2 separate regions of the Homo sapiens genome follow, and region 2 is linked to region 1. Evidence: chromatin loops called from intact Hi-C (ENCODE). Cell type or tissue: IMR-90. All regions are shown on one strand. Each heading gives the region's core, and the rest is flanking DNA. Links, peaks and the distances in the headings are about the cores only. Region 1 overlaps SEMA3A (semaphorin 3A). Region 2 overlaps SEMA3A (semaphorin 3A).

Region 1 (2,930 bases), core at 101-2,600:
GTTTGTTTTCTAAATCAATTTTAGAAAAAATCATCATTGTAATGATGTGAATATGTAATAAACAGTTTGAAATGTTCATGTCATCTTATGCATATCTTTGACTTTAAACCTTTTACATTATTATAATAATGTAAAATATTATACAGATGGAAGTCTGAGTTTTGGGAAGAGTTTGTAGGGATATAAATTAAGGATGGAAAAATTAATTTAAAATTTGTTGAAAATATAATGGAAAAAGTTCTCTGTCTCTTGATCTCTGTCACTTTAGTCAATTGCTAATGAATGAGATCAGAGAAAAGCCCATCAGCAATTCCACTGAAAGTCCTATCTTTGCCCAGATGATTAGCATGGGAATCTGGGGACAAAATACATCTGGAAATGTCAAAACAGTCCATGGTTCTTCCCAGTATCTCTATTCCACAGATGGGATATTTGCTACACTTTTCTGCATTCTTTAAACCTTTAAACCTAGAACTAAACTAGAAATGTGTATGTTTGGAGAAAGTTGATTGTTTACAAAAGAAATGTTTTAATTGCTTTTAGGTAATTTAAAAAATTATTAATACAATCATCGCTTCTCAACCTTTTAGCTAAGATTGTGTGAAAAGTTATTAATATAACAATTGAAGACACTTTACATAGTGTAAATAGTTTTAAAGCTTTTTAAGTCAGTAAATAGATTCTCTTTGTAAAAAAATCTACTTTTTTTTCCCTGAGGCTCCATTTAGTTTTTTATTATCTACCTTGTAACCCAGATTTTAAAATAATCATGTAAAAAGACATAAACAAAATAAACAAAAACCTTCAGCATTACAGCACTAGGGTTACATTATAATCACATAAAAAGACATAATAAAAACAAAAGTCTTCACCATTACAGCACATAATAAAAACAAACAAAAACTTTCAGCATTACAACATTATGACTGGGTTTTTTTTTTTTTTTTTTTTTTTGTAACCAGTGTCAAACTCAAACTTAATTTCCTTGTCTTTTTATCCCTGCCCTGCTTTTCCTGCTCTTTCTCCACGGGCTCCTTCCCTTCTTCCTTCCCCTTCTACTTCCTCTCTTTCTCTCTCTTCCTCTTGCCTCCTTCCCTCTTTCCTCATCCTTCTCCTTTTCCTATTTCTCATCCTCCCTAAGTCTCTCGCTGTCAATTAAGCAGAGATTATTTCCCTCTAGACTATTACATTCAGTATAAAGTTCACATTACCTGGGGTTGTTGAAAGAAACACATGTACATTTACATGCATATAAAGAAGGATATGCATTGGGATATGGATGAAATGTTAAAAGAAAAATAATTAAAAATCGAAAGTCAGGAAAAGTACTGCAAGTAACTTTGATAGCAAAGAAAATGATTAACTGCAATGTCCAACACTGTTTTATTCTGTAACTATTAAAGCCATTACAAATTGCTTGGATGTTTTTACTCAATAATTTTTTAAAATCACATAAAAATTAAGGAATCCATATTCCTAAAACTATTTGCAGTTCTGCATACCTAAATAATATTTCTTCCCTTTGGAAAAAAAGAAAACCAGAATGACTAAGCTATAGAACTTGAGAGACTCAGACAAATATGAATCCATTTCTTCTGTTTACTCATTGCTTAGTGCAGTGACTCAAATTTGAGTGTGCATCAGAATCTCCTAGACAGCATGATAAAATTCAGATTCCTAGGCCTTGCCTCCAGAGTTTCTGGCTCAATAGAAATTAAATGGGACCTAAGAATATGCAGTTCAAACAAGTACCCAGGTGATGCCCATGTTGTTTGTCTAGGGACCACCTTTTGAGAGCTAGAGATAAAATAATTTCACCTCTTTATGTCAATAGAATGGATATTTGTATGTGAGTCCTAATAGCTACCTATCATACTCCTTAAGTATTTCGATGATAGCTGACTTAATCAAAGATAAGCAAAGAATAATGGAAAGGGGATAGATAACCCAAACATTACAAAGTGTGATGTATCAAGTATGCACTAATTTGCTATTTGTTCTGCTATGAAAATGTTATTAAATTCTGTAAGTATTTATTAAGGTTTACTCTCTGAAATGCCATGTGATATATGTAATTGATGTAGCCGAAAAGAAGCCAGGCATGGTCTCTTCCCTCATGAAACTTGCAGTCTATGAATCGCTGTCTATATGCAGTAGTTTCCAATAACAAACTATTGCAAGCACATGTTGTTCATTTGGTCTGATTTATATGTAATTTTCAAGGGGGAAGTTTGTTTAAAAGATAAGCATTCCATATTTTAAATGTGCAGAACTGTTTAATATCTTTGTATAAATACATTACTCAAGCCACATTTCTATAAGCCTAATAAAATGGAATTTCTTTTTCTTTCTTTTTTTTTTTTTTTTTTGAGACGGAGTCTTGTTCTGTAGCCCAGGCTGGAGTGCAGTGGCACGATCTAGGCTCACTGCAAGCTCTACCTCGCCGGCTCACACCATTCTCCTTCCTCAGCCTCCCGAGTAGCTGGGACTACAGCCACCCGCCACCACACCTGGCTAATTTTTTGTATTTTTAGTAGAGACGGGGTTTCACCGTGTTAGCCAGGATGGTCTCGATCTCTTGACCTTGTGATCCGCCCGCCTTGGCCTCCCAAAGTGCCGGTATTACAGGCTTGAGCCACCGCGCCCTGCCATAAAATGGAAAATTGTGGCAATTCAGTGGCTTACTTCCAGTCTATCTGATTTTTTGTTTAGCGAACAAAATTTTTGTTTAGTGAAATGATGAGTATAATTGCTGTAATTCTCCACTTTAACTGAGTGAAATAGCTACTAACGTAATTATTTTCTGTGTTAGAAAGAGCTGATTTTAAGTGTCTTCACAAGAATCAACTTCTACTTGATCTAATACTTTTGGGAATTTAAAAATAATATAATGTGGCACATCATTTGACACGATCTTTTGTACTAGTTTC
Region 2 (2,930 bases), core at 302-2,801, 170 kb before region 1:
ATTTAACCTCATACGGAATGGAGTGGCAGATAATAAGACAATGGGAGCCAATTTTGAAAATCCAAGTATGTCAGTGATCAGAGACTGTGTAATCTTTGATCGTTCTTCTAATAAGTACTAATAGTCAAGGTAGTGCAATATTAATTATGGGATATGTATAGGTAAGTACGATATGTTCTGCACCAAAGAACTTATGTTCAATGGGAAAGGTAGGCAAGTATGTCAAAACACACTTTATGGGGAAAATGTGTGATATATACCAATAAAGAACTGTGAGTGTTGAGAAAATTTGATATCACAGTGGGTCAAGAAGTCAGGAAAGTCTTTATGTGAAAAGAAATATTTGAAGTAGGAATCAAAGAACCGTTTGGCAGGCATGGAGGGGTGGGAAAGAATGGAGAACATTCTAGCTGAAGGAAGTAGAATGAATGAAAAGCAAGAGAGAAAGTGTCACCAGCATCTGATTAAATGTTCAGTATTTTAGTTTGCTAAGACATTTGTAAGAAAATTGTATCAAATAAGTTCAGGGACTAATTGAATAACCATGGGCAAGTAACTTCTATGAGCAAACAAAGGACGTCACAAAAGAGGTAGTCAGTAATTGTCTGTTGCCTCTTTCACTTAGTTTCCAATGGACATAATTAAATAATTTATAAAATTGCAATAATTATTATATTTAATTTATATATTTGGGTACATTAGCAAGGCACTAAGAACTACAGTTTAGTTGTAATCAGTATAGTAATTAACAGCTTGGTTTTAGGAATCAGAGAGATTTGAGCTCAAGTCTGACACTAATTTTCTGTGTGACCTTGGACAATATAACCCACTAAACTTAATATTTATTTGTAAGATAGGGATAATAATAAAAGATCTACCTCTTTTGGATTGTTGTGTAGATTACATGAGACTTGGACAGTGCCTGTTAAAAATGTGTATGGATGAGACACAGGGAGCACTCAGCAAAGGGCTTGGCGTGGTAAAGGCTCAGTGAATATTATACATTGATAGAAAATGTAAGAATGACTCACAATATGAAGTACCAGGTCAAGCGATCAAAGTGCTGAATAGACAATAAGTGTTATAAAAAAGCAAAAGAGGCCTTATTTACAAAGGAATTAGATAAGAGCTGTGGATCGAAGGAACAAGACAAGTAAGATAACTCAAGAGTTGAGATAATAGTGTGGGCAATTAGGTAAATACACAAGCTATGTTTGGAGAGGAAAAGATAATTTGTTTGCTTTTTCCCTGCATTGTATTAACCATTCAGTTGAATAAATAATTTCATTCAGTGTGGCTACATTTGATGAATTACATAGTAATTGTTGTGTGTGACTTTCTATTATTCTCTTTGTCTTCTGAAAGGATTGATGAAGAGTGACTAAGCCAATATGTATACATTAGGAGAGAGTTGAAAGAGCAAGATGACAAGATATTCCAGTAGTTGCAGCTAACAATACAGTTGTTTAATACAATGTTATATCCAGAAGTTTATCATGACATTTAAAGGGGTGGAAGTAAATCAAATCAGAAGAGTGGAATCCAGAGAAAACAAAAGATGTTGTGAGGTGGAATTCAGGAAGAGAAACTTTCCTTAAAAATAAATCAGTTAATACTTCTGTTTCTTCTTACATCTCTCATTCATTTTAGAGAGGAAACAACTCCAACTTACAAAATTATTTATACTTTTGTAGAGGATATTTAATTGTTGGATAAAAATTACTAGGGTTTTTTTCTCAATATACTTTATAAAAAGTGAGCATAATAAATATGCATGGAACAAAACCTATAAAAAACAATTTATCATTATTACTGAATAACATGTTCCCATAATTTCATTAAGTTTCATTTATTATTGAAGTTGTGCTCAAGAATATGTAGTCTCTTTTAGCCCAGGAAAACAGAGTGTTTTACCTTGTTTAACAATAATGGACAGAGGCTGTAGGTAAAGAACAGAGGTGATAACTTTATATTATAAACACATAGGAGAATGAATGCATGGCCTACTGAGGTAAACCAAATACAAGTAACCTATGTTTATGTTGCTTTATTATAATGTGTCTTCTGATATTTGATAAATCAAAATAAACTTCATGAGCCATACCAGCTACATACAGTAAATGCTGTATCTTTTTCTCATTCTGTCTTCTGATATAACAGTTCTAAAGGCATTCCACTGGATTATGGGTTTATTCTTTCAACTATTTTTACTTAAGTGATTCTTGTAGATGCATGAGCTTTATTTGAATGAACATGCTTCATCATGTCCTTTTTACTTTTTGAAGGCATTTTCTCAACATTTTCCCTAGGTGTTCCTAATAATAGAACACTATTCCAAAAATACTGCCAAGCAACTTGACAGCACCACTAAAGTAGTCTAATTTTATGGCTCGGGGCTAGATATTGTTATGCAACAGTGGAAGAAGGCTTAGATGGTGGCATTTTTCCAGTTTCCATAGTCAGTTATCTTCACTACTGAAATTGCATGTTGCACACCCTAAACTTTCGTGCATTCTATTAGGAAAAATGACTAGACTGAATTGTTGGAAGTATTTACTTTTGTCAAAGTCATTGCTTCCACTTCACAAACTAACATTGTCAGAGTGGCTTGGAAATGTGATTGAATAGGGAATGACAGGAATTGCTCCCTGTCAGGTCCAAAAGTTGGATTAAATGCTTAAAAAATGTGTTTACATTCTTAAACACCACTCAAGTTTTAGATGTTAAACTATTCACTTGGTTTACAAATACTGATCCTTTAAACTATTATCCTTGGGATTTTTAAGCCACTGTTATAGACTCATAGGCATTAATCTGGCACCCTAGTGATGTTCCATACCATCTTTCATAAATAAATATGCTCATACATCTTAGAAGATAATGAATAATTTCTGATAGGTTTTACATCCAACTCGTGGTATGTTTTCCAT

The links. Peaks named below come from ENCODE experiments on the same cell type or tissue, not always from the same donor. Only the 100,000 strongest peaks of a DNase experiment are listed, where the experiment ranks them.
Region 2: a loop joins it to region 1, with 2.2 times the contacts of the local background. A loop is called at or near these places in 2 of 110 quality-filtered maps.

Annotation. Positions count from the first base shown.
Region 1 is chr7:84,007,930-84,010,859 of GRCh38, reverse strand. The region is part of intron 9 of SEMA3A (semaphorin 3A); the gene reads left to right. Among named protein-coding and RNA genes, the nearest start is that of SEMA3A, 190 kb to the left of the region's middle. In IMR-90, for the core only: no CTCF peak of the experiment used is centred there; a DNase peak (open chromatin) is centred at 1,619; H3K27ac peaks cover 181 bases.
Region 2 is chr7:84,176,406-84,179,335 of GRCh38, reverse strand. All of the region lies in intron 1 of SEMA3A (semaphorin 3A), which reads left to right. Among named protein-coding and RNA genes, the nearest start is that of SEMA3A, 17 kb to the left of the region's middle. In IMR-90, for the core only: no CTCF peak of the experiment used is centred there; no DNase peak of the experiment used is centred there.